5 separate regions of the Homo sapiens genome follow, and regions 1, 3, 4 and 5 are each linked to region 2. Evidence: chromatin contacts called from ENCODE Hi-C or POLR2A ChIA-PET data. All regions are on one chromosome and are shown on one strand. Each heading gives the region's core, a stretch centred on a gene start or an enhancer-like site at or near the end of the contact. The rest is flanking DNA. Distances are from core to core; before and after follow the strand shown.

Region 1 (6,142 bases), core at 381-2,880, 1.3 Mb after region 2:
CTCCTGCCTCAGCCTCCCGAGTAGCTGGGATTACAGGTGTCCGCCACCACGCCCGGCTAATTTTTGTATTTTCAGTAGAGATGAGGTTTTGCCAGGTTGCCCAGGCTGGTCTGGAACTGCTGACTTCAGGTGATCCACCTGCCTCAGCCTCCCAAAGTGCTGAGATTACAGGCGTGAGCCACCGGCCTTTTTTTGCATTTAAGTCGCACCTCCAGGGGTTGGGGAGCTGTATGCAGTGGTGGTTACATGTGTGGGCTGAGGCATGGAACTACACAACCTCTTGGGCCTGAGCTTCCCCTTGTTAAACTGGAATAACAATGAAGACGCCTTCCTCATAGGGTTGTTCCAAGAACACCATGAAGGAACGCATGCAAAGTGCTCAGGGAGTGCCTGACCCCACATACAGAGCACCCAGGGGCTGCCCTCTTCATCCCAGAGTCACTGCTCCCACTGTTTTCTGGGCTCTGGCCCCCCCTAAAATTTCACAGGCCGCTAACACAACACTACCTTCTGTCACAAAATGAGAGCTTTCTGGTGGGCTAGGGTAGGGGGAGATATTAACAGCCAACTTTAAAATCAGGCAGGAAAAAAAGGTGCCAAGGAGACAGGAAGTAATAAATGACTCCAGGTTGGGCAGGGCAGGCTGGGAAGAGGAAGTGGATTGGGTCTTGTTTAGGTAAAAGACTTCAGTGGCAGACAAAGGAGGAGTAATAAGATCGCTAGGGGGCCCGTGCCCAGCCCACCCACGCACAATCTCAGTCCTCGCAATACCCACAAGGTAGGTGCTAGGATCACACCCTTTACGGACGCGGCACCTGCGACAGGGATGCGCGAGGAGTCAGGGGGCCTCGCCGGATCGAACCTAAGCTGGGGAAGAGTATTTCTTGTATTTTTAGGAGAAATTCTCAGCCTCGGGGAAGAGTATTTCTTGATGAGGGAAGAGCGCGGGGAAGACACTCACGCACGCACAAACATGTGGGCGGCCATGGTGTGCCCAGCGCCGTGCTGGCTTCTGGGAACCCCCAGTGGACAAGACGGACAAGGTACCGGCTCTCAGGGGAAGTGGGAGCCAGTCACAAGCGTACCTAATTTCGGAGAGTGACAAGTACTCTGAAAAAGAAAGAAGGTAGGGCTGGTGACTGGCCAATTTAAGCGGGCAGGAGTCTGCTGGGGGACGGAGACCAGCCTCAGGTCTGGGTTGGGGACAGAAGCTGTGCCTAAGTGTGGTGCAGGATGCAGTTGCAAAGGAGCGCTTCCGATCGCACTTGATGCTCGCCACGTCCCTGCAAAGTGCTCCCGCCCCCTTTCTGCAAATGAGGAAACGGGACGCGCGGCTCGCCGGGCCAGGTAGGGCTAGGACGCGGACTCTAGGCCCAAGCGCTCCCCAGCGCAAGCCCTCCCCCGCACATCCGACCGCGCCTGCGCTGGAGACCCCGGGGGCGTGGCCTCCCCGGTGGGCGGGACCGTGGTCACCGAGGTGGGCGGTGCCAGAGGATCTGGCGGCGGGGCGGGGCGGGGCGCGCGTCCTGGCTTCGCCCTTCCCCGGGGCGGGGCCTCCGGGGACCGCGGGGCCGTTGGTTTCGGGACGGAACGTTCACGCGGCTGGGGCGGGCGCGCGGGGGAAGGGTTTGCGGCGGCGCCGCTGCCGGCTAACGCGGAGGGGCGCCTGGAGGCGGCGTGGCGTCCGCTCTGGCTCCGACTCCGGCTCTCGCTCTCGCTTCTAGCCCGCGTGCCTGCGCAGTCCCCTCCCCGAGAACCATCCCCTTGCCCCGCCCAGCGTCAGGGGTGCGCGGCCGCCGAGAGACCCCGGAGGCGTAGCCGGCTGCGGAGGCGAAGAGGTGGCAGCGCGAGCTGGGACCAGCGTCTCGGAGGCGCCGCAGGTGAGGGGGCGGGGCGGGCCCGCGGTCCCTGCATCCGGAGCCCCTGGGGACCCCGAGATCCTCAGGATCCGCCCCGGCCCCGGGGCCACCCCAGGACTCCCTCTCAGCTCTTCCCCTGGAGCCCCTGCCCCCGAGACCCCCTCAGGATCCGCCCTGCCCCTCCAGGCCCGCGAACCCCGAAACTCCAAGATTTTCTCTGGACTCCGAGACCCCCTGAGGACCCCGGCCGCTAGTGGGCCCTGAGAACTGTTGGTTCCGGAAACTCTCGAGGTTCCCTTGGGACTTGCTTCCAGCAACCTCCTCAGAAGCCCCCAGGCCCGGGGCATCTTCCTGTGGGGAGCCGTGGTTCCCAGTGTCCTTAGCCCCGCGAGACCCCGGGTCCCCGTGCCGCCCACCCTGAGGCTCCCTCTCCGACCTGATCTCAGGGCTAGGTTTCTCCAACTTGAGGTCCCTGGACCTGCGGGGCGTGGGTGGAAGTGTTCCCAGGTCTGGTGATAACTTAAGACGGTAACAGCGCGCCCGACGACCACCTCCTAAGCTGTGGTCCCCGCGCCTGCAGGTGCAGGGCCGGGTTTAAGTTTTAATGTTCTGCTGAGACTCAGGTGGCCCCACAGGACAGTCTATAGAGCAGGAGACCTGAGGTGGCCGAGGGCGGCCGAACCGGGGAGGGAGCGAGTTAGGGCACATGGGGACGCTTTTAGGTTGTCTCCTCCTTAATTTTTTCATTCAAGGAACTAACATTTTGTTTTTGAATGCCTGATAGGCTCCAGGAATTGACACTGGAAATAGAGATGAGACGGTCCCTGCTGTCAGGGCCTAGGGACCTGGGGCATAAGACAAGTAGGTCGTTTTTATCTGGAGGAAGCTGTGTCGTCGCTGGCAGGGAACCCATCTGGGTGGGCATGGGATTCTGGGAAGGGGTGGGTGTTAAGGAGGGCGTCTTAGGAGTCGTGGGGAGGAGATGCTAAGCAGCAGGTGAGCTGATTCTTGAAGGTTGAGCTAGAGGAGAAGTTTGCCAGGGTCATTCCAGGCAGAGTTTCAGGGGACAGCCAGTATGTCAAAAGGCAGAGAGGCTGCCACGGCACACAGTGTTGGAAGGCGGGAGGTGTGGCTGGAGCACACCTAATGAAGGTGGCGTGGGAGTGAATGCTAACTGCGGAGAACCCAGCTTTGCTCCCGGAGGCCCACCGTGCCCTTGGCCCTTTCTTGAACGACTGCACCTGCCATTGTCCTGAGAAATGATCCAGCTGAGCTGAAGGAAGGTGGGAGGTGGTCAGGGGGAGAAGTGAGGGAAGTGTCTCGCTAGAGACCTGGTATGGGAGAAGCTGGGACTTTTGCAGAGTACTGGGTTTGAGGTGGGAGTGACAAGAAAGAGGGTGTGATTCTGAGAGCCAGTCAGGACCAAAGCATGCCCAGTTTAAGCTGAGTGGAGGGTTTGGTACTTAAAGGGAGTGGGTGGCCATTGAAGGGCTTTGGGAGGAGAGGGGCGGGAGTTGGTGTGTTTTTGAACCATCCATGTGGCTGTGGTGGGGAGACTTTTTTGGAGGAAGCAAGACCCTATGAGAGATGGGGGTGACCTGGACCAAGGCGGTGGTAGTGGGGGACTGTGGCTTTCTGGAACGGGGCTAAGCTTCTGAAAGCCCAGGCCCAGAAGACTGGTTCCCGCTCTTTCCTGTCTGAGCCTGGGGTCTGAACTTTAAGTGAGGTTTTTGTCCTATTACCGTAGGGTCTGTGGTCGCCTTAGTGCTTCATGGTGACTGTGTGTGTGTGCTTCACCATAGTCTAATGACCACACAGGACGCAGTGGGGCAGGGTGGGGAGAGGCTGAGTCTCAGAGGTGGGCCAGGACCATGCTGGGCTAGGGGTCCTGAAGAGAACCTGTGTGTGGAAAAACCACCCATCGTGCTTTTTCTATTATCTCACTCAACGACAATCAACAGAGATGTCTTCTGTGACCAAATGTGAGGAGAGGTTTCTCCCTGCCACCAAGCGGGCAGTCATTTGTGCAAGAGACACCAACTGGGTATCTTCCAATTCAGTTCTGATACTACCTGGAGATAGCATCAAATCTCGCAAGTTGAGGGCTCAGTCCCCCAAGACTGCCCTCCACCCCTTCGGACACCAGTCACAAGCCTGAGCCTCTGGAACTTCTGATCGATCAGCTTCAAGTTGGGGTTCCCATGACCCTTCCTTAGGTTTGATTAATTTGCCAGTCGCGGTGGCTCACGCCTGTAATCCTAGCACTTTGGTAGGCCGAGGAGGGTAGATCATCTGAGGTCGGCAGTTCGAGACCAGCCTGGCCAACATAGCAGAACCCCATCTCTACTAAAAATACAAAAAATTAGCTGGGCATGGTGGTGTGCACCTGTAATCTCAGCTACTCAGGAGGCTGAGGCACGAGAATCCCTTGAACCCGGAAGGCTGAGGTTGCAATGAGCTGAGATTTTGACACTGCATTCCAGCCTGGGAGACAGAGCAAGACTGTCTCAAAATTGCTATGGAACAGCTCACAGAACTCAGGGAAACACTCAGGTTTACTGGTTTGTTATGAAAGATATCGCAAAGGACACAGATGAGAAGATGCGTAGGGTGAGGCGTGGGGGATGCTGTGCAGAGCTTCTGTGCCCTCCCCGGGGTGTACCATTCTCCAGAAACTTCGGCATGTTTGTATTTATCTCTCAGGAAGCTCTCAGAACCCAGCCCTTTTATGCCTTTTATGGAGACGACTTAAGCATGTAGGCATGCTTAATTAAACCATTGGCCTTTGGTGATCAACGTAATCTTTAGCCCTCTCTTCCCCAGGTTAGTGGGTGGGGCTGAAAGTTCCAAGGATCTAATCCTGCCTTGGTCTTTCTGGTGATAAGCCCCCTTCTGAAGCTGCCCAGGGCCTATCTGCGTCAATCAGCTCATTAGCATACAAAATGACAGCACTTTGGAGATTCCAGGGATTCTAGGAGTAGTAAGACGGGAAACAGGATGAAGACCAAGTAGAGATTTCAACAAAATGCAAAGCTGTTGGAGGGGAGACAAGTTCAGATGTGTCAGAAATTTCCCTCTGGTGACTATGTGGGACTAGAGGACTAGAGGGGCTGGAACTGGAAGCAGGTGCCTTTCAGTGTCAGACATGTCGTGAGGGTTTTTTTTTTTTTTTTTTTTGAGATGGAGTTTTGCTCTTGTTGCCAGGGCTGGAGTGCAATGGTGCGATCTCGGCTCACTGCAACCTCTGCCTCCCAGATTCAAGCGATTCTCCTGCCTCAGCCTCCCAAGTAGCTGGGATTACAGGCGCCTGCCACCTTGCCCAGCTACTTTTTGTATTTTTAGTAGAGACGGGGTTTCACTATGTTGGCCAGGCTGGTCTTAAACTCCCAACCTCAGGTGATCCATTCGCCTCGGCCTCCCAAAGTGCTGGGATTACAGGTGTGAGCCACCACTCCCAGCCAAGTTGTGAGGGCTTTAAGACTGTGGCAGACGGTATGGATTAAACAGATTTAGGAAGAAAAATCTACAGGACTTGTTTGTTGAAGTCTGGGCTTAGGTGAGGGAGAGACAGACTCAGGGATAACTGCACAATGGAACTTCCTGTGGTAACCAAAATGTAATGACTGTTGTCCAGTACACACTGGCCGCTTGTGGCCGCCGAACACTGAAAATATGACTAATGTGACGCAGCTGTTTAATTTTATTTAGCTTTAATTTTAATTAAATCTAGGAAGGATTCCCTATCACACATCTAGGGTGTAGTAGGAAGCACACTGTTCCAGGCTTTGTTCTTTTATTCCATTTAATGCTTCCAGCAACCTTAGGAGGTATAAGATATTCTTTCCTTTGTAGAAAAAGTAAATAGGCTCAGGAATGAGTCCTTGCCCAGGTAGTAAGGAGTTCAGCCAGTACTGATTTGTTGGCCAGGCTGTTGCTGCTGTATCCTACCTCCTTCCCCCAAGGAGCCTGCAGCATCTCCTTGTCAGGAAAATGCCGTCCTCTTGAGTTGGTAGCATTGTTCCTCCATGTGGCCCTCCTTATCTGTTCCCACCCCGCCCCCCAAGCTAACATGGACAGTTGAATGATAAGCACACTGTGCAGGGGCTGGTCTTTTTCCTGGAGCTGCTCTGCCTGCCGCCTCTTCTATCTGCCTAATGGCAACTCTTTCAACATTTCCGGGGAAGGAGAAACTGTAGAAAACTAAACTGTGCCTTATTTGTAATGATTTGGTGGTAAAGAGGTAGAAATGAGTGCCTTAAAGTGTTGGGGTCACAGTGGACCAG
Region 2 (2,500 bases), core at 1-2,500:
CTCCTACTTCTTCAAGGCTGGGGCTTCTGGCTGTGAGCATCTCAGAAATCTGTTTGCTTTTCTCCTAAGTCACCGTCCGCCTGCCTGTGCCTTCTCTGTCTCCAGCACCTGCTGAGCAGCCATCAGCCAGAGGCAACATCTGTGACATCACAGCTCAAAGCCCTGCCTGGGTATCTAGGCTGGGCATGGTGGCTCACACCTATAATCCCAGCACTTTGGGAGGCCGAGGCAGGCGGATCACCTGAGGTCAGGGGTTCGAGACCAGCCTGGCCAACATGGCAAAACCGCATCTCTACTAAAAATACAAAAATTACCCGGTCGTGGTGGCGTGCACCTGTAATCCCAGCTACTCAGGAGGCTGAGACAGGAGAATCGCTTTAACTCAGGAGGTGGAGGTTGCAGTGAGCCGAGATTGTGCCACTGCACTCCAGCCTGGGCAACAAAGCAAGACTACGTCTAAAAAAATAAAATAAAATAAAACAAAACAAAATAAAATAAAATAAAATAAAATAAAATAAAATAAAATAAAATAAAATAAAATAAAATAAAATAAAAATAGCCCTGTCTGGCAGTCCTCGGGATGAAGCCGTTTCCTCTGCTTCCAACACATGCGAGGCCTGTCTCCCCTCCTCTCCCCTCCCTGGCACCCCACACTGTCCCCAGGGCCTGCTCTTCTGCTCACCTCATGGTACCGGCCTGCAAGCCATTTCCTGGGGCCTCCCCGTCGCCTCTTCCAGAAACAACTCCTGGAACTCCCCTTGGAGGTCAGGCCAATGACCTGTGCCCCGCATTGCCCTCCATCCTCTAAGCTTCCCGTGGGTAGGGACAATTCCCAGTTCTGAAGGGCTCCCCCTGCCCCGGGCCTGGCTCTTGGCAGAAGCTTAACAACAGACCGGCCACGTTCGTGTGACCTGATTCTCTCCGGCTTTCAGGACGTCCTGAGGCTGCACCCACGTGGCAATGGTGTCTGTCGCGCTGTCGCCTGGATCCGGCACCACTAGCGGAGCCGAGCAGAGCCCAGGGCTCCAACGCGTAGGGAAAAGGCTGCGCCGCTCCCGGGGTGGCCCCACGCCCCTTCTCTGAGCTTGAGCGGCGGCGCGGGACGGGGACGGCTCTGGCCGGGACCAGCAGGCCTCGGGCATCCGGGACGCCGGGGCCGCGCTCCAGGCCAGGGGCGGGGGCGGGACCGGGGCGGGGGCCGGCGGCGGGGCCGCGCCCTCGGCCTCTCCCCGGGGCGACCGGGCGGCTCCACACGCGCTGCGCCCGCCGCCGGCCCCACGCGCGGCCCATGTCCTCCGCGCCGCGCTCGCCCACCCCGCGGCCCCGCAGGATGAAGAAGGACGAGTCGTTCCTGGGCAAGCTGGGCGGCACCCTGGCCAGGAAGCGGAGGGCGCGCGAGGGTGAGTGCGCGCCCGCGCCCGCCGACCCCCGGGGACCTGCCCGGCGGTGCCCGCCCTCGGCCCTAGAGCCCCACGAGGCCGCCCCCGCCCTCCCCCACGCACCCCGCCCGGCCCACGCGGCTGCGCGACCTTCGGGACAGGCCAGGCCTTTGACCCAGGACCCGTAAACAACGGCCGGGACCTGGCGCGTGGGGCCGCGGTGGCCTCCGGAGTCTGCCAAACGCGCGTGCGGGCGCCTGCGCGGCGGGGACCTCGGGCCACCGTGCGGGGCCCGCGCCTGCTCTGCCTGCCGGGTGTTCAGCTCTTCCCTGGGCCAGCGGCATAGCCAGCCGCGCGGGGTGACCGTTCATTCCATGAGCAGTGACGCTCACGTGTGCAGGGCACTCTGGGCAGACACGGCCTGGGGGACCCACTACTGGGTGTTGCGCGGGCGCCCTGCAGGGTGCGGGGCTCAGGGCGTGCAGGGCTGAGGCCTGGGAGGCCTGCGAGCAAGAATTGCAGAGATCCCATTAAAAATTTTTTTTTTTAAATTTTTTACTGCGTGTGCTCACGAAACACTACCAACCTCGTACGTTTTAAAGATTGTTAGAGTTGCAAGGGATAGTCTGGTGTCTTTAAGTGTACCGCTTGCCCAGGGCCTCCTGGGAGATACATTCTGGAATTTTCTGCTTGGGTGGGGAGGTTCTGCCCCGGGACCATGCCCTATAGTGAGATTTCGGATTGGTGAGAGGTGAGGGGAGCTGCTGTGGAAAGGCAGATGGAGAAAGGCCGGCCTCAGGTGGGTCCCCGGGAAGGAGCCCTCCCATAGCGGGTATGCAGTACGGTTTCCTTAAACCACCTGGGCCTGACATATCCCCTGGGAACTCTTCCTGTGCCTCCAGGGATTAGTGTACCCCGGGATGCAGGTCCCCCATTCATTTCTTCCCTGGGACTCTTGTATTCCTAGGGATGTGTGTGCCCCGGGAAGACATATGACAGATTTGCCTCTAGGCATGTGTGTGCCCCCATGCACCTGCTCCCCAGGATTTTTGTACAGTGCAGGGAACGCTTGGTTCCCCAGACATTTTCTCCCAGGGATGCCTGTGCCCCCAGGGATGCGT
Region 3 (5,253 bases), core at 2,559-5,058, 1.1 Mb before region 2:
TAATTATTCTTTAAGATCAAGATCAGATGCCACCTCTTTCATAAAGACTTCCTTTATTCCCAAATGTCAGCTCTGCTGCCTGGCCTGCCTGCCTGTGTTCCTCTCACACAGGGCTCCTTCCAATCAACCTCAGATGGAGGGCGGTCATCCAGGCATCTGTCTCTCCCAAGAGACCTAAGATCCTTGAGGGCAGGAACCACATGGAGTTTATTTTTGTGTCCCAATCCTAGCACAAAGTTCGCCGTGTTAAATATGAATGCCATGCTTTTCTCATCGCGAACCATGAGGTGACTTGGGAACAGAGCCATGCACAAAACGAGACAGAGGAAGTCTAGGTCTCTGACAGTGTGGTGTGCCCACCAGCCATGCCACCTCTGGACTCTGCAGATGAGAGGAATAAACTTCTCTTTAAGCCACTATTATTTTGAGGGTCTCTGTGACATGCAGCCTAACTCACACACTTTCCTGCTACCTGTGCTCTCTGCCCCAATTCCACAGCCACAACATGCAGCAGCACCAGGACCTCTGGGTTTGGGCCCTGGACACACTCAGCACCTTTGTCTCAGCTCTCAGACCTTCTCTGGACCCTCCTGTCCTCGTGTCTCACGCAGAGCCTAGCACAGATGAGGCACCCACTCAATCCTGACCCAAGAAGTACATGGATACCCACGTTCACACCACATAAACAAGGGAAAAAGTTATTCAATAAACTAATTTTGAAAATGATTGTCTTTTAAATTAATCAAAATGTTTCTAAAATGCATTTGGAAGTATGAAAGTAGGTCATTTTGAAATAACAAAAGGCACGCTCATAAAAAGCAAAAATACCTCCATGGTTTTGGTTATCCAATTTCTCAATCTGGTTTGGGTCAGTGGGAAAGTTTAAGAATTAAAAAATGAAAGTTTTTGACAGTTCAAGTTCAAAAGTAAATTTATAGATGAAGAAACAGAGGCATAAGAGTGTTTAAATAACGTGCCCAAGTCACACAACTAGTAAGGGGCAGAGCTTGGATTCAAACCCAGACCAGGTGCTCCAGAGCCTCCCTGAGCCACCAGGCTGTGCTGCCTCCTGCATGAGACACAGGCAACAAAAGACACCAAGGAAAGGCAGAGGTGAGTCACGTGTGCGTGACTCTGAAGAGTGACAGGCTGGATGCTAAGGGAGGCAGCATGCCAACCCGAGTCCAACAAGAGTAGAATGTTGACAGGAATTCTTTCATTCACTCATTCATTCGCTCAGTGTTCACTGCATGCCTATTCCAGACGCCTGCCTGCTCAAACAGCTCAAGGTGTTGAGGGAGGCAGACACCTAACTCACACCTGCCTTGTTCACAGTTGTATCCCACGGCTGGGCACAGCACCTGGCTTACACGAGGCAATGATATGTGAGAAGCAGCAATGAATGAATCCCAGCCTTGCTGCAAACCAGCTGGGTAACCAGGGGCACGTTACTTAACCTTCCTGAACCTTAGTTTCCTCATCCAGAAAACAAAACTAACACTGCCTACCACTCCTTGGGATTGTTGGAGGACTGAAGTAGCTGCTTTCCACCCAGGGAAGTGAGGAAATGGCTTCCAAGCCAGCGACACCAAGGTGAACCTTGGATGGGAATGGGGCAGGTGCAGAGTGGGAGAGGCAGGAGGTGTCCGAGACAGAAGAGACCTTAGGTGATGGGAAGGTAGTGGAGGAACACAGTCAGCGTCAATGGAACCAGCCAGGGTTCAGAGGGCTCCACAAAGCCGATGGCTGCCCTGAAACAGGAACAGCGAGGAAGGAAGGAGGAACTGGTATATTTCTACACAGAAATCCCCATGTGGTTTAAACTTGATGAGTTTCTCATAATGTGTAATCTTCCAGCTGCTGGCTAGGCTGAGAACTATTTCACACACTATTAATAGTTACATTTTTTAATTTAACAGAGCCATGCAGAGATCACGTTGTTATTATTATGGTTAACAACCAGGGTATATTCACTTACACAATCCCTCTCTTCCAAAACAGCCCAGAAAATGTCACAAAACCCCCAATTGTAAGGAACACAGGTGGTATTAATAACCCTAAATTTTCAAAGCTAAAATGAAAACGTTTAATGTTTTCCCATGGAAACTCAACGTTAAAGAGAACAGAAAACCTATCCTCACTTCCAGTTTCTAGCCTCTTCAGGGCAATATTTGTAAATACTCAAATCATGTCACTTCCCTTCTCTAAACCATCACATCACTTCAACCCTAACTCCTCCGCTGTACTGCAAATCCCGTCATGACCCGGCCCCTGCCTGCCCTTCCACCCATTCCCCAACTACTCTCCCTTACCTGCTGGCCCTTCTCTGTCCCAGCACAGGATCTTCTCTCTGTTTCTTCAACATAATAAGCTCATCCCTGCCTCAGAGCCTTTGCACATGCTGTTCCCTCTGCCAGGAATGTTCTTCCCTGAGACAAGCGTATGGCCGGCTCCCCCTCACACCATTTGGGGCATCCCTTAGAGAATCTAGCCACACCTCCCACCACCACCAACTCTAGCCTGTTACCTTCTAACTCTTTTTATATTTCCTCAAAGCACATACCACTACCTCAGTTTTTACCTGTGTACAGTCTGCTTTCCCCTCTAGACAGTGAATTCCAGAAGCGTATCTCACATATGACAACAGGTCCTTTCTAACATTTGTTGAAACTGACAGCGACACACTTGGGGATCTTTACAAGTGAAATGGTGGGACAGTAAAGTGTTGACTTGATAAAAGGATATCAAATAAGACCTTTAGGATAATGTACTATTGGTATCAATTTTACTCACGAAGACCATATACTGACATATCTTGGATTACACAGGAGAGAAAAAAGATTAGTTACTCGGATTATTAACTACAAATGTTTATTGAGCTGAGAGCAAAACAATTTTTTGATGATTCTTACAAAGTCAATTCTAAAAAAAAAAAAAAGGAAAAAGCCAATTCTTCCACAATGGCCAGCTTGTAGAGCCACTAAGTCAGAAGCACTTCCCACCTGGAGCCTCCTGGGCAGCCCCCAGGACACCCCCCTGTCCACATGCCACTAGAAGTCCACACTTTCCACACTTTTATTTTGCTTTTGATCTTCAAAAAGGGGTCCTCTCTGAATCAGAGGAACCAACTGTGTTAGGAGACGAAATGTCCAATCAGTTACGCAGCACTTTAAATTCTCAAGTATCAAGAGTTGCTGTATCATTGAATCAGCATTTATATTTACAGTAGAATTTGAAAACACCTGGCAAAGCCAAGTTCCCATAATTAAGTCCAAAGCACATATTCAGAACCTAGTCTATTATTATCTTTATGTGTCAGAGGAAAACCTTGTTATCCCTGAAAAGTTGAGGTCTAAGACTTTAAGAAATTGGAAACAAACTATCTCTATGGTTCCATATACCTCCCCAACTTTCCTTAAATCCTGAACAACTCTTTAAGAAATATATATTTCTCAAAGCAATGAGATGTAGAAAGGTACCTCTCTGAATAATCCTGCATGCCTGGAGGGCGGGCAAAGCCGACTTCACCAGTGACTGCCAAGCCCAGCATTGTTTTTCTCTGGACTGCAGATTCTCAAAACAAGAGACCTGCCCAAAGTGGAAGCCTCAATTCAAGTCCAAAAATAAATGACAAAATAAATAAGAGCAACAGAACACACCCATGTTCATGTTTGAGGGGACCAAAGAACCAAGGGTGGTCTGTTAGATGTCTAGACCAAAATGTATAACACCAACTCCTCCCAAGCAAAAGCAGCAGCCTGTCCGTCCTATACTCTCAACCGTGGCGCCTAAAGGGGAAGTGGCTCCACACAGATGACATAGGTCCACCCACTCAAACCCCAACGGGGCCCTCACAGCCCCCGCACCCTGCACCGTCCTTCACAGAACCAGACCCTCTTTCTTCCCAGCATCTGCAAGTGGCAGAACAACGGACTTTTCCCATTTGGAGAAAAATGCTATTGCAGCTGGAGAAACATTCTTGGAAGTTATGAATAAGATATTCTGATTGTAAGGAATTGTAAATGTGATGCTGAAGTGTGTGAAAGTATGAACAAGCAGACGAGGAAATATTATGGCGCCATGGTAACAGAAACTATGGAAGAAACTCCAGTTCACAGAACTGTTTAAAAATAAACCGGATACTCAAATACCAGTGAAAAGCTACAATGACTCACACTGTTCTCCTCAAATACTTACAAGAACAGCCAGTTCTTTAACACACTTGTCTTCCAGGCTTTTTCCCCATTGGAGAAATGTGAGACAAAGAGAGTAAAAAGGAGCTTTGAAATTTTCTCTAATTTTACCAGCAAGTTGATCTGAATAACAACTTATATGTTTTAGAGTTGAGATGGGAGTATGGAAACGTGCAGAGAGCACTGAGGCTTTGAATAAAAACCATACTAAATTCAAAACATATAACCGAGGCCCAGAGTATGCTCAACTGTGTGCCCAAATACCAGTCAATCTGGTAAAGAGCTACAGCACAATTTCTACGGGAAACGCAAGACCTTCAAGGCACTGTGTGTGTGCAGATCGCCTTTTCCCTTCTTTTCCCTTCTTGGCTTCTGTGTACTCCCCCTCCTTTGGGCCCTGCCTCAGCTGCACATCCTCCAACTACACTTGCACACCTTTCAATGTGGCAGCTGCACACAGAACACCTCCTGGGGCCTCCCCACTCTGGCTTCCCAGCCTGCCCAGCAGCCTTGCCCCTCATGGGCTGGCCCTGATAGCCACACGTGCAGCACACTGCCACCTGAGACTGCCGCCTTGCTGGTCAACTCCCACCTACCTTGCAAGGCCCAGTTTGAGTGTCATCTCCTCCAAGAAGCCCCCCACCGTTCTAGTGACCCTTTGCCCACCACTGTCCCGTTATAGTTCCTCTATGGTGCCATTATTTGGCCCCCATTCCTCTTTCCCCAACCAAGTTGTTAACCCTGGTAGATCAGACCATACTCGAGTCACCTGCCTTCCCTAGTGCCTATCACGGTACCCACAGCTCCTCAGTGAGGGTCACTGAAAGAAAAAATGGAGCCAGGGCATGGATTTCTTTTCTTTCTTTTCTCTTTCTTTTCTTTTCTTTCTTCCTTTTTCTTTTTCTTTTTTTTTGAGACAGAGTTTCGCTTTATCGCCCAGGCTGGAGTGCAGTGGCGCAATCTCGGCTCACTGCAAGCTCCACCTCCCAGGTTCACGCCATTCTCCTGCCTCAGCCTCCTGAGTAGCTAGGACTACAGGTGCCCGCCACCGCGCCCGGCT
Region 4 (5,871 bases), core at 2,259-4,758, 1.5 Mb before region 2:
AGGTGTGACCTCATCTGAACTTGATTACAACTGCAAAGACCCTATTTCCAAATAAGGTCACATTCATGGGTACCAGGTAGCCATGAATTTCTTGGGGGCGCTTTCCAACTCAGAGCACCTGCCGTTCCCTAGGCCTCCTCCCTGGCCCAGCCTCCCCCACCTACCCTCATCCGCTCTCTTTGAGCTCCGCGAACCCGGAGCCACCTTCCTAGACCCGCTTTGCTTGATCATGATTCTGCATGTGAGCTGCCCTCCTCCCCATCACCTGCCAGCTCTCCCCCAGCCTGTGATGGCAACTGGACCCATTTTTACCCATACACAGTTTCAAAGCAGACTGAATGCAGTTAAAATTCTCCAGATACTTCCTTTCAGGTCCACATCCCTCTGTAAGTGTTCATCTTAGAAACCCTGGGTAGAGTCTGAGTTTTGTTTTGTTTTATTTTGTTTTGTTGGTTTGTCTTTTTTTCTTTTCTTTTTTTTTTTTTTTTTACATAGAGTCTCAGGCTCAAGTGCAGTGGTGTGATCATGGCTCACTATAGCCCTGACCTCCTTGGCTCAAGTGATCCTCCTGTCTCAGCCTCCTAAATAGCTGGGGTTACAGGCACCTGCCACCATGCCCGGCTAATTATTATTATTATTATTTTTTGTAGAGACAGCGTTTCACCATGTTGGCCAGGCTGGTCTCAAACTCCTAGGCTCAAGAGATCCACCTCCTCAGAATCCCAAAGTGCTGGGATTACAGGCATGAGCCACCATGCCTGGCCTTGATCTTTATACCAGCTAATTGGCATACACACAAGCTCATGCTATGAAATGGTATTTCACACTGTGTGCTGCTTTGCCTTGGGCTCCCTAAAACTTCATCACCCCCCAGCGGACTCTCACTGCTGTGGCCTGTGGCCCTACTCAAGGAGCTCAAGGAGGCCACTAGCCATTTGGAGAAGGAGGTAGTTGGGGCCCTGAAAGTTTACAGGACTTCCTCAAGGCCACAGCAGGTGTGTGAGAAAAGGAAGATGGCCAGCCTGCCTCCACTTCTCTTTCCAATCTCCCACTTTGCCTGAGCTAAGCTCAAGCTCAGGGCCACCCACGTCTTGGAAGGGCTTCCTACCAGCTGGTCTTGTGAGATGAGAGCTGCCCTGCATATCATGCTTGTCATCGCCAAGGACCCCAAGCTCCAGTTAGCTCAAGTCCTAGAGAATGTGCCAGCTACATAGAGCTATGCAGAGCATGGCCCTGGGGATGCGGGATGTTATTGCCCTTGGGTTGGGAAGGAGAGATGAGAGGGAGAATTGGCTGGATCTTAAAATTGTGTTGCACCCCTTCAAACACTCTACCATCTTTGCCTCTGTAGTTCAATATTAGTCTGTTCCTATCTTCTAAACTTGCAAATGAACTTGCATGGCAATAAATCTCTGCACACTCAAAGCCATGATTTCCTCAGCAGGTGGATGCAGAATGCTCGGAGACCTATAATAATCAGCCTTTGGCAACAAGCACTTTTTCTTCTGACTCATTATTGCCGCGTTTTAAGAGGAGAAGGGAGCAACTGCTCTCACGGGGCTACAGAGACACGGAAACACGCTGGGGAGGCTGCTCTGTCACCAGGAAAGACAATGGAATCCATTTAAAATGTCTTATTTTCCCTTGCTCTGCCAAGCAAAAGCATCAGAACCCTTTGGGGAATTCACTTTACAAGGAAACAAAATGAGGCCCCGCATCTGCAGCCTGGCCCTCCCCGCCACCTGCACCCCTTCCTCTGAGGTCCCCGGCTCTGCAGGGGCCGAGCGGGCGGCACCCGCTCCTGGTGGTGGCATTGTTGGGACCCGCTCACAAAACACAGTTGTTCTCTGCAATGGCTCATTTCCCTTTCTGAGACTTTTTGTTTGTTTGTTTGTTTTGAGACAGAGTCTTGCTCTATTGCCCAGGCTGGAGTGCAATGGCACAATCTGGGCTCATTGCAACCTCCGCCTCCCGGGTTCAAGCAATTCTCATGCCTCAGCCCCCCGAGTAGCTGGGATTACAGTTGTGCATCACCATGTTGGGTAATTTATGTATTTTTAGTAGAGACAGGGTTTCACTATGTTGGCCAGGCTGGTCTCGAACTCCTGCCCTCAAGCGATATGCATGCCTCAGCCTCCCAAAGTGCTGGGATTACAGGCAGGAGAATCACTGGAACCTGGGAGGCGGAGGTTGCAGTGGGCCGGGATCATGCCACTGCACTCCAGCCTGTGTGACAGAGGGAGACTCTCTCTCTCAAAAAAAAAAATTTCCTCTTCCTCCAAGGTTTAAAAATCATATAAATGTACCTTCCTCTCAATTATGCTGTGAACTTAAAACTGTTTCCCCAAAATAGTCTTTTAAAAAAAATCAAGAATACAATAGGCATGGTCTAGAAGAAAAATGTACAGGTTGCAGGCAGGAGACACCAAGCAAATCATTTCATATCTGGAGGCCTTCATTTATTGCTCCACAAGGTTAAGAGTTCAACTCACACCGGGGTCTATGAGCTAACCTTTCACCAGGGCATTCTGTTCAAACCTTGGGCCTCACTTCGTAAAAGTCCAGGAAATTACTCTCCCTTTCTGTTTGCACTCGGCCTCATGCCATGGGCCTCCTGGGCAGGTGCACTGCTGCTCCACCGGTGCTCAACACATTTTTGCTAAAGGAATGGATGACCCCAGAAAACACATACAAGCTGGGCACAATGGCATGTGTCTGTAATCCCAGCTACTTGGGAGGCTGGGGTGGGGGATCGCTCAACGCCAGGAGTTGAGGCTGCAGTGGGCTGGGATCGCACCTATGAATAGCCCCTGCCCTCCAACCTGGGCAATGCAGCAAGACCCTGTCTCTAAAAATTAAAAAAAGACAAAATAATAACAATAAACATACGAATAACTATGGCCGGGCACGGTGAAACCCCGTCTCTACTACAAATACCAAAAATTAGCCACGTGTGGTGGCGGCTGCCTGTAGTCCCAGCTACTCTGGAGGCTGAAGCAGGAGAATGGCGTGAACCCAGGAGGCAGAACTGGAGTGAGCCGAGATGGCGCCACTGCACTCTAGCCTGGGCGACAGAGCAAGACTCCCATCCCAGCACTTTGGCAGGCCGAGGCGGGCAGATCACCAGCTCAGAAGATCGAGACCATCCTGGTTAACACGGTAAAACCCCGTCTCTACTAAAAAAAACAAAAAATTAGCTGTGCATGGTGGCGGGCGCCTGTAGTCCCAGCTACTCCGGAGGCTGAGGCAGGAGAATGGCATGAACCCGGGAGGCGGAGCTTGTAGTGAGCCGAGATCGCACCACTGCACTCCAGCCTGGCCAACAGAGCAAGACTCTGTCTCAAAAAAATAAAACAAACAAACAAAAAAAAAGAAATTGTACCAGCTTCTGAGAATCATCAAAGGTAGCAGAGGAGGGCCAAGTCAAAGCCACAGAGTGTAGAAGCCTCAAGATGAAGTTCAAAGCCATACAGTCCTAAGGAATGCTAGGAGTCGGTAACACAGCAAGTTAATATCTTTGGGTAGACACGTGCAGCTACAGCTGTGGAATAAATTTCCTCCTGAGAGTGAAACTCTACAGTGCACACCACCTACAGTGCATTGAAGCAGACATTATGCAAACACTTCAAGAGAAAGGACACTTGGTCTCGGACCAGCGAAGCCCGTGGGCCCTCGGTGTGATAGTCTCAATGTATCTGTAAGAAGAGTAGGTCAGTGGCTGGTCAGCATCAGATAAAACAGTCAACAAAGCCAGCTCTGGCTGTGCCCATAGCTCACGGCAACTCACTTCCTCCAGCTGCTCAGGCCAACACCCGTGCGTCATCCCTGACTCCTCCCACTCTCACAACACCCAGCAGCAAATCCTGTTGGCTCCACTTCAAAATGGATTCTGGGCCCAGTGCTGTGGTTCACCCCTATAATCTCAGTACTTTGAGGGGCCGAGGAGGGTGGATCACTTGAGGTCAGGAGTTTGAAACCAGCCCGGCCAACATGATGAAACCCCGTCTCTACTAAAAATACAAAAACTTAGCCGGGTGTGATGGTGGGCGCCTGTAATCCCAGCTACTCGGGAGGCTGAGGTAGGAGAATGGCTTGAACCCAGGAGGCGGAGGTTGCAGTGAGCTGAGATCGTGCCATTGCACTCCACCCTGGGCAACATGAGTGAAACTCTGATTCAATAAATAAATAACCACATCGTTTCTATTTGATGTTCTCTCTGGATGTGTATAATGAAATTTCCCTTTTTCCTAAGGACACCTGTCATATTGGAATATGGCCTAGCCTGATATCTTGATTTTAACTTGTTCACCTCTGAGAAGAACCTATCTCCAAATAAGATGACATTCTGAGGTAGTAGGAGTTGGAACTTCAACATGTGAATTTGGTGGGGAGAACGAGTCATGATTCAATCCATTACAGTCCTACCGAATTGTGAGCTAACAATGGGTGTTATTTGAAGCTACTGAATTTGGTGTAATGGTGTGTGCCTGTAGTCCCAGCTACTCAGGAGGCTGAGGCAAGAGGATGGCTTGAGCCCAGGAGTTCAAGGCTGCAGTGAGCCATGACTGCTCCACGGCACCCTAGCCTGGGTGATCTTGTCTCAAAAACAAAACAAAACAAACCACCACCACCACCCACAACAAAAAACAGCTGGGCGCCGTGGCTCACGCCTGTAATCCCAGCAATTTGGACACCAAGGTGGACAGATCACGAGGTCAGGAGTTCAAGACCAGCCTGGACAACATGGTGAAACCCCGTCTCTACTAAAAAATACAAAAGGCCAGGCGCAGTGGCTCATGTCTGTAATCCCAGCACTTTGGGATGCCAAGGCGGGCGGATCATGAGGTCAGGAGATCAAGACCATCCTGGCTAACATGGTGAAACCCCGTCTCTACTAAAAATACAAAAAATTAGCCAGGCATGGTGGTGGGTGCCTGTAATCCCAGCTACCTAGGAGGCTGAGGCAGGAGAATCACTTGAAAACTGGAAGGCGGAGGTTGCAGTGGACCGAGATTGCACTGCTGCACTCCAGCCTGGGCAACAAGAGTGAAACTCTGTCTCAAAAAAAAAAAAAAGGGCCAGGCGCGGTGGCTCATGCCCCTAATCCCAGCACTTTGGGAGACCAAGGCGGGCGGATCATCTAAGGTCAGGAGTTCGAGATTAGCCTGGCTAACATGGTGAAATCCCGTTTCTACTAAATATACAAAATTAGCTGGATGTGGTGGCACATGCCTGTCATCTCAGCTACTCGGGAGGCTGAGGCAGGAGAATCGCTTGAACCCAGGAGGCAGAGGTTGCAGCGAGCCAAGATCACACGCCGTTGTACTCTAGCCTGGGCAACAGAGCAAGACTCCGTCTCAACAACAACAACAACAACAAAAAAGAATTGTACCAGCCCCTAAGAATCACCACAGGTAGCAGAGGAGGGCCAAGTCAAAGCCACAGAGTGTAGAAGCCTCAGATGAAGTTCAAAGCCATACAGTCCTAAGGAATGCTAGGAGTCGGTAACACAGCAAGTTAATATCTTTGGGTAGACACGTGCAGCTACCGTTGTGGAATAAATTTCCTCCTGAGAGTGAAACTCTACAGTGCACACCACCTACAGTGCATTGAAGCAGACATTATGCAAACACTTCAAGAGAAAGGACACTTGGTCTCGGACCAGCGAAGCCCGTGGGCCCTCGGTGTGATAGTCTCAATGTATCTGTAGGAAGAGTAGGTCAGTGGCTGGTCAGCATCAGATAAAACAGTCAACAAAGCCAGCTCTGGCTGTGCCCATAGCTCACGGCAACTCACTTCCTCCAGCTGCTCAGGCCAACACCCGTGCGTCATCCCTGACTCCTCCCACTCTCACAACACCCAGCAGCAAAT
Region 5 (5,296 bases), core at 31-2,530, 1.8 Mb after region 2:
CTCCTGTTCCTTATGTTGGAAATGAAGTCTGCCTTACAGGCAGAGGGGAACTACTACTTTGATGTAAGAGGAGATCGCTATTAGGAAATTCCAGATGTCCACCTGACACCTCCCTGCCTCTCCAGTCCTGACCAGTGTTGTACAGCAAAGGATCCCAACTCTAGGAAATCTTCCATGTCAGGTTCCTGAAAAAGAGAAAGGATGTTTAATGTTTTTTACAAAATAAAGGCAGGGGGGCTGGACGCGGTGGCTCACGCTTATAATCCTAGCACTTTGGGAGGCTGAGGTGAGCGGATCACTTGAGGCCAGGAGTTTGAGACCAGCCTGACCACCATGGTGAAACCCTGTCTCTACTAAAAATACAAAAATTAGCTGAGTGTGGTGGCACGCGCCTGTAATCCCAGTTACTGGGGAGGCTGAGGCAGGAGAATCACTTAAACCTGGGAGGTGGAGGTGGCAGGCTGCAGTGAGCCAAGATCACGCCAGTGCACGCCAGCCTGGGTGACAGAGTGAGACTCTGTCTCAAAACAAACAAATAAATAAATAAAGGCAGGGGTCGGAGAAACACTAAAGTTTTTTGTTTGTTTGTTTTGCCTTTTCCCCATCCCTTTTTCTGGTAGTTTGTAAAACTTTAGTGTTGTATTACCAGAAGCACTTATCCACTCTGCAGATTTTAGGACTCCACCATTTCTAGAGGTGGGAATTTTGGTCTGGGGCCTTCTTTGAGAAACACTGGCCCTCAGTCCTTACCACTCCTAGAGAAGGAGGGGATGGCAGTGGGCAGGGGACAGATGTGTGCACATGGAGGACTGGGAGGGCTGGACATAACAGGAGGCTACTGGTCCTGGGCATGGGGCTGTGTCCCTGTCCCTGTGTTCACATCTGGACCTCAACATAGGGCCTGTTAGCTGAGGTGCACCCTCTCTTAAGTGGCTTCATGGAGATTTTGTAAGAAATTGAGACAAGTTGGAAAACACAAACATTGTGAGGGTTTGTAGAACGGGTGGGTGCTTGCTGAAAGTTTATATTCATTCCATATTTAGTTGTCTTTATTCTGTTCAAACATTTTCTTGTTTACTTGTTGAAGCAGGTTCAGAAATAGTTATTCTGTAGTGTCTCAGTTTTATTAAAATGCAGTTAATATTGGAAAATATGGTTAGAATTAGGTGACTGCCAAACATGGCTTTCGTCAGTGTTAGCCTGTGTAATGACACTGTTTTTCTCCTTCGTGTGACTATTTATAATAAAAATGTGACTTGCAGTATTGTTATTGAGAGAGATTTAGTGAAAAACAGCGGTTGAGTAGTTTCCATGCTTCAAGTTTTACTTCCTCATTAGTGCCTCATGTCATGACCTGGGTCTCCGATTTATTTAGCACGGTAGCACCAATAATAAATATTCTACAGCCTCTAACCTGATAGATCATTCCGCCCCTCACAGCCAGCCGGGAGGTAACATTAACATCCGTTTGCTGGTGTTTGAAACCTGGAGCTCCCGGAGATTAAGTGGAGCCACCATGGGCACCGACATCTGTGGCCACTCCACAGCCCATTGGTTCCGTCCTTGACCCACACTTGACCTGTCTGCTGGAGGGGGACCCAATTCAGGGAACCCAGGGCTGTGCATCACCACCCTTGAGCATGTCCTGTTACCTTTCTGAACTTTAGTTTTCATGTCCTCGAAATCAAGATGGTGATATACTCTGTAAGCCTACGGTTAACCAGAGGTAGTAGTTTGCAGAATAAAAAAACACCCGTTGTGTAAAGGCTTCAGTGATTGTTTCCATTTCTTTCTGTCTAAAACTTAATGTGGACCATGGTTTACCTTAATCATAAACCACCCACTTGTTGCTTTGTTAATAACAACCAATCTTTTGATAGCACTTTCCATTCTATAAAGCACTTTCATAAGCATGTCACTGAAGAAGGTGTTTAAAACGAAGATGATCATGTCTGCAGGTGTGATGCGTGACATGGATATTTTGTCTGACCACCTTTCATTTTTTACCCCTTAAAATTTTCCCCTCTCAGGAAAGTTCACACACCCACAGCCATATGAAGTTTTTCATATAATTTGCACTCCCTGATACCTTTTTTTTTTTTTAATGTCAAAGTTGGAACCCTGCTTTAAGGCAATTAAACTGATATGGAAGAGAAGTTTCTACTTGAAGGCCAAGCAGCCTGGTTTGGAAGCCTGCATGGCTCAGCTGCCCACTAGTTGTGTGATCTGGGGCAAGAGTAATTGAGCCCTAGCTTTCTCAATAGAGAAAATGAAAATCATGCATTATGTCTTGCTGCATTGCTATAAACACAAACGATAATATATGTAAAGTATATCACGTGATGCTTGGTATATGAATATCACCCAAAATACTAACTGCTGCTGCCAGTTTTTTTAAGCATTGGTATTCTAATTAAATTATGTTTTTGCCAGTGATTCTGAGACAAGAGTTTTTAAAAGTTTCTTCATGGAAGGATCTGTACCGTTTTCAGCTTTTTATTCCTATGCATCATTTTTGCACATAATTTCTCAATAAATGTATCAAGTTGAACTTTTTGAGGCAAATAATATTTATGTCATTTGAATAGTGGACAACGATGAACTTGAATGACTTTATGTATGCATGAGCATTAATTTTAAATAAACCAGAAAGCTACTTTTATATTTCGAAAAATAATTCATTTGGGTTTTCCTGTTCAAACTTTGCCATGTTACTCCTAAGTGATACCTTACTTACTGAGATGGATCAGCCTTAGGGAGAGGTTTGTCATACTTTGTTACACACTGAATAGCCTATAATTATCAAGATTATATCCAGTTAGCATAAAGTGCTGTTTAGTTTCTGTTATGTCGTTGTTACCATAGCTGGAGTCGGGTGGGTGTTTAAACCTTTGTGAACTCAAAATTCTTTAATGATGATGGAATATTTCATGTTTTAGTATTCTCTTGATCTAGAGTATATGTTCAAATGTTTTACCAGGTATGTGTTTTTTACAGGTTCATATAATATATAAAATGCATTTCTGTTCCAAGAAAAATACAAGTGGTAAACAGTTGGGAGAGAGCTTGCATATTTTCCTTTATTGTCCTGTCTGATGATTAATGCATTCAGCTATGTTCAGCCTCACGTTTAACCAGGTTAGTGTTTAGTTTGGTTAGGCTGTTTTCCTTATGAGAACAGAAATGGCCAATCCTGTGCCCTGCCTGTCTTCCAGATGGAGTCTTTGCATTGTTTCCAGATCACAGTGCTTAATGTAAGGTCAGATTTTCTTGTGAAAACAGATTTTGGATTAACTATGTCTGTGCACTTGCACGCACCCCTCCGCACCTGCCTGTTCACTTAAGCTCTAGCTGCCTGCTGGAGTCATGGTTCTGATTTCAAGATGCAAATGAGAATTGAGATTCTGCTTTATAGCCTAAAAATGCAAAAGCAAATTCCTACTGCATGAATGGTCTGCAAGTCTCCCTTTCATAGAGACCATGAGGTGTAGTGGAAAGAGCTTGATTCTTATGAGGATTTAATGTAGGGGTGAGCAGACTATGCTGTGGGCCTCTATTTGTAAATAAAGTTTTATTGGGACATAGTTGTGTTCATTTCTTTAATATTGCCTATGGCCATTCTCACACTACAACAACACAGTTGAGTAGTTGCAGTGGAGACCGTATGGTTTGCAGAGTCTTAACTATTTATTTTCTAGCCCTTTACAGAAAAAGTTTGCTGGCCCCTGACTTAATGCAATAAAAAACTCAGTAGTTTGAATCCCAGCTGTGTTATGCAATAGCTGTATGACATTGATCATGTTCTGTAACCTCTTTGTACCTTAATTTTTCCCCTATTAATGTCATTTATCCATTTACTCAGTGAGTATATATTATGAACTTACTATGTGCCAGGCCCTGCTCCAAGCTCAGGAAATACAGCAGTGAACGAATACTGGCCTTTATGGAGCTTGCGTCTCAGTGAAACTTATCTTCATGAGGATAATTGTACATGCCTCCTAGGGAGGATGAGATGAATTAATATATGATACCTGTAAAGCATAAGTAGAGTACATGCTCAGTGTGTTCGTTATTATGCTAACTATAGGGTTGTTAATGTGTAAAACAAAGTAGAACCTCTGTTCAGAGTTGGAACCCTTATAAGTCCGCGTTTACTATTCTTGAGGTTTTTACTGAAATAACGAATGATTAGAAGTAATTGGGCATATATCTGGTACAATTAGCCTAAAAAAGAGAGAGAGGAGCTTGTATGAAATTAGGATTCTCCATTAAGTGAATAAAATCGTGTCACTGAGTTCCCAGCTAAGAGCAGTCTGAGATTGACAAGATTGTTCTTGGTACACAGGATGGCTCACATGGAAAAGATGAGAATGGGAAAAGTAAACATTTGATTAATATATGAAATTAATACTAGTTTCTTTGTATACATTCAATTTTGATAATTAATTAATTTGATATTTGTACAAAAAGGTCCTAGGATGTGAGCACTCTCCATCTTGGCACTCAGGCATGTCTGGTGAGTGGAATGGATACAGAGTATCAGAGGATCTAGAAGCTCCTGATTATATGAGTTGGGGAAAATAATTTTGCTGTGTTCCTCGTTTGTAAAGTAAGGAGACTGGACTGAGTTTTTCCAGGCTCTTTTCAGCTCTTGAGTATGAGATTTATGAATTTTCTCTGTGACCAGATTCCCCAAAATAAAGCTTTGCATCGTTCTTCTCTCCTGCAAGAAGCCACCACTTCTTCCCTTTCATAATGAAGCAACACCTCTATTTCTTCATGTTTCTAAGTACAGAATGCATAATATTGGAGTAACAGGACCCTACTCATCTCGAGAAATTATCAATTTCTTCAACTTCTTAATGAGGATAATTTTCTTTCTTGGGCCTCGTATGTAAGTGGAAGTATGATTTTTGTTGGACCACATAGTCACTGAAGGCACTTTCCAGTTCTGGCATTCTGAGACTCCAGAATATAATTCAGAAGACTATAATTCAGAAGACTAAAGACGGACTGGAAGGAAGAGGGTTATGTTGGGCTTTTGTTGTTGTTGTTGTTCTTTTAAGGAGAGAAACTTCACAGCTGGGAGCGAGACTAGACTTGCTGTTGGGGTGAGTGGCCGTCTTGCAGTACGCAACCACTGGTAGTGATTTCAGGCCTCAGTAGGCATCTTTGTCATTTTTATGTGGTGTTTATGTAGTATCCTTTTTCCTCTAATGCTCTTCCTTTGGTACATAACCTTGTAGGAAAAGTTTAGATCTGAAAGCACAGATGCTGTGAAAGGACCAATTCTATA

What was found. Hi-C counts contacts between places; a loop is a spot of excess contacts on that map. ChIA-PET counts read pairs that join two places held with the same protein, here RNA polymerase II (POLR2A). Pooled maps may share reads with other maps.
Region 1: a map of endothelial cell of umbilical vein shows a loop between it and region 2 (8-fold over the local background). The contact joins the promoter of FAM118A here to the promoter of PARVB in region 2. A Hi-C loop is called at or near these places in 1 of 168 maps with a recorded cell type or tissue (endothelial cell of umbilical vein), 1 of 37 single-sample maps with no recorded cell type and 9 of 50 pooled maps.
Region 3: a loop to region 2 is called in a map with no recorded cell type, with 4 times the contacts of the local background. The contact joins the enhancer-like site here to the promoter of PARVB in region 2. A Hi-C loop is called at or near these places in 1 of 168 maps with a recorded cell type or tissue (GM12878), 1 of 37 single-sample maps with no recorded cell type and 2 of 50 pooled maps.
Region 4: a pooled map shows a loop between it and region 2 (9-fold over the local background). The contact joins the enhancer-like site here to the promoter of PARVB in region 2. A Hi-C loop is called at or near these places in 1 of 37 single-sample maps with no recorded cell type and 2 of 50 pooled maps. POLR2A ChIA-PET finds 5 or more read pairs at or near these places in 1 of 52 experiments (naive thymus-derived CD8-positive, alpha-beta T cell).
Region 5: a loop to region 2 is called in a pooled map, with 10 times the contacts of the local background. The contact joins the enhancer-like site here to the promoter of PARVB in region 2. A Hi-C loop is called at or near these places in 4 of 37 single-sample maps with no recorded cell type and 5 of 50 pooled maps. POLR2A ChIA-PET finds 5 or more read pairs at or near these places in 1 of 52 experiments (GM10248).

What each region holds. Positions count from the first base shown.
Region 1 is chr22:45,308,304-45,314,445 of GRCh38, forward strand. It overlaps FAM118A (family with sequence similarity 118 member A), which reads left to right and starts at 1,631. Exons shown (of 9, transcript NM_017911.4): 1 at 1,631-1,880. RefSeq lists a silencer at 1,297-1,976 and an enhancer at 2,693-3,501.
Region 2 is chr22:44,023,052-44,025,551 of GRCh38, forward strand. It overlaps PARVB (parvin beta), which reads left to right and starts at 1,251. Exons shown (of 13, transcript NM_013327.5): 1 at 1,251-1,400. The coding sequence starts at 1,289. RefSeq lists silencers at 1,119-1,228, 1,259-1,378, 1,449-1,498, 1,549-1,758.
Region 3 is chr22:42,929,828-42,935,080 of GRCh38, forward strand. All of the region lies in intron 1 of PACSIN2 (protein kinase C and casein kinase substrate in neurons 2), which reads right to left. Among named protein-coding and RNA genes, the nearest start is that of ARFGAP3, 75 kb to the left of the region's middle. RefSeq lists a silencer at 980-1,059 and enhancers at 4,190-4,706, 4,707-5,222. Within about 2 kb of position 3,809, at least 25 of the 41 ENCODE cell types and tissues checked have a DNase peak (open chromatin) inside an H3K27ac peak, as active enhancers do; they include GM12878, where a contact is called at or near this core.
Region 4 is chr22:42,533,768-42,539,638 of GRCh38, forward strand. All of the region lies in intron 2 of LOC124900479 (a long non-coding RNA gene), which reads left to right. Among named protein-coding and RNA genes, the nearest start is that of RRP7A, 17 kb to the left of the region's middle. RefSeq lists enhancers at 1-139, 140-640. Within about 2 kb of position 3,509, at least 5 of the 41 ENCODE cell types and tissues checked have a DNase peak (open chromatin) inside an H3K27ac peak, as active enhancers do.
Region 5 is chr22:45,774,416-45,779,711 of GRCh38, forward strand. The region is part of intron 9 of ATXN10 (ataxin 10); the gene reads left to right. Among named protein-coding and RNA genes, the nearest start is that of MIR4762, 17 kb to the left of the region's middle. RefSeq lists a silencer at 3,221-3,280. Within about 2 kb of position 1,281, at least 3 of the 41 ENCODE cell types and tissues checked have a DNase peak (open chromatin) inside an H3K27ac peak, as active enhancers do.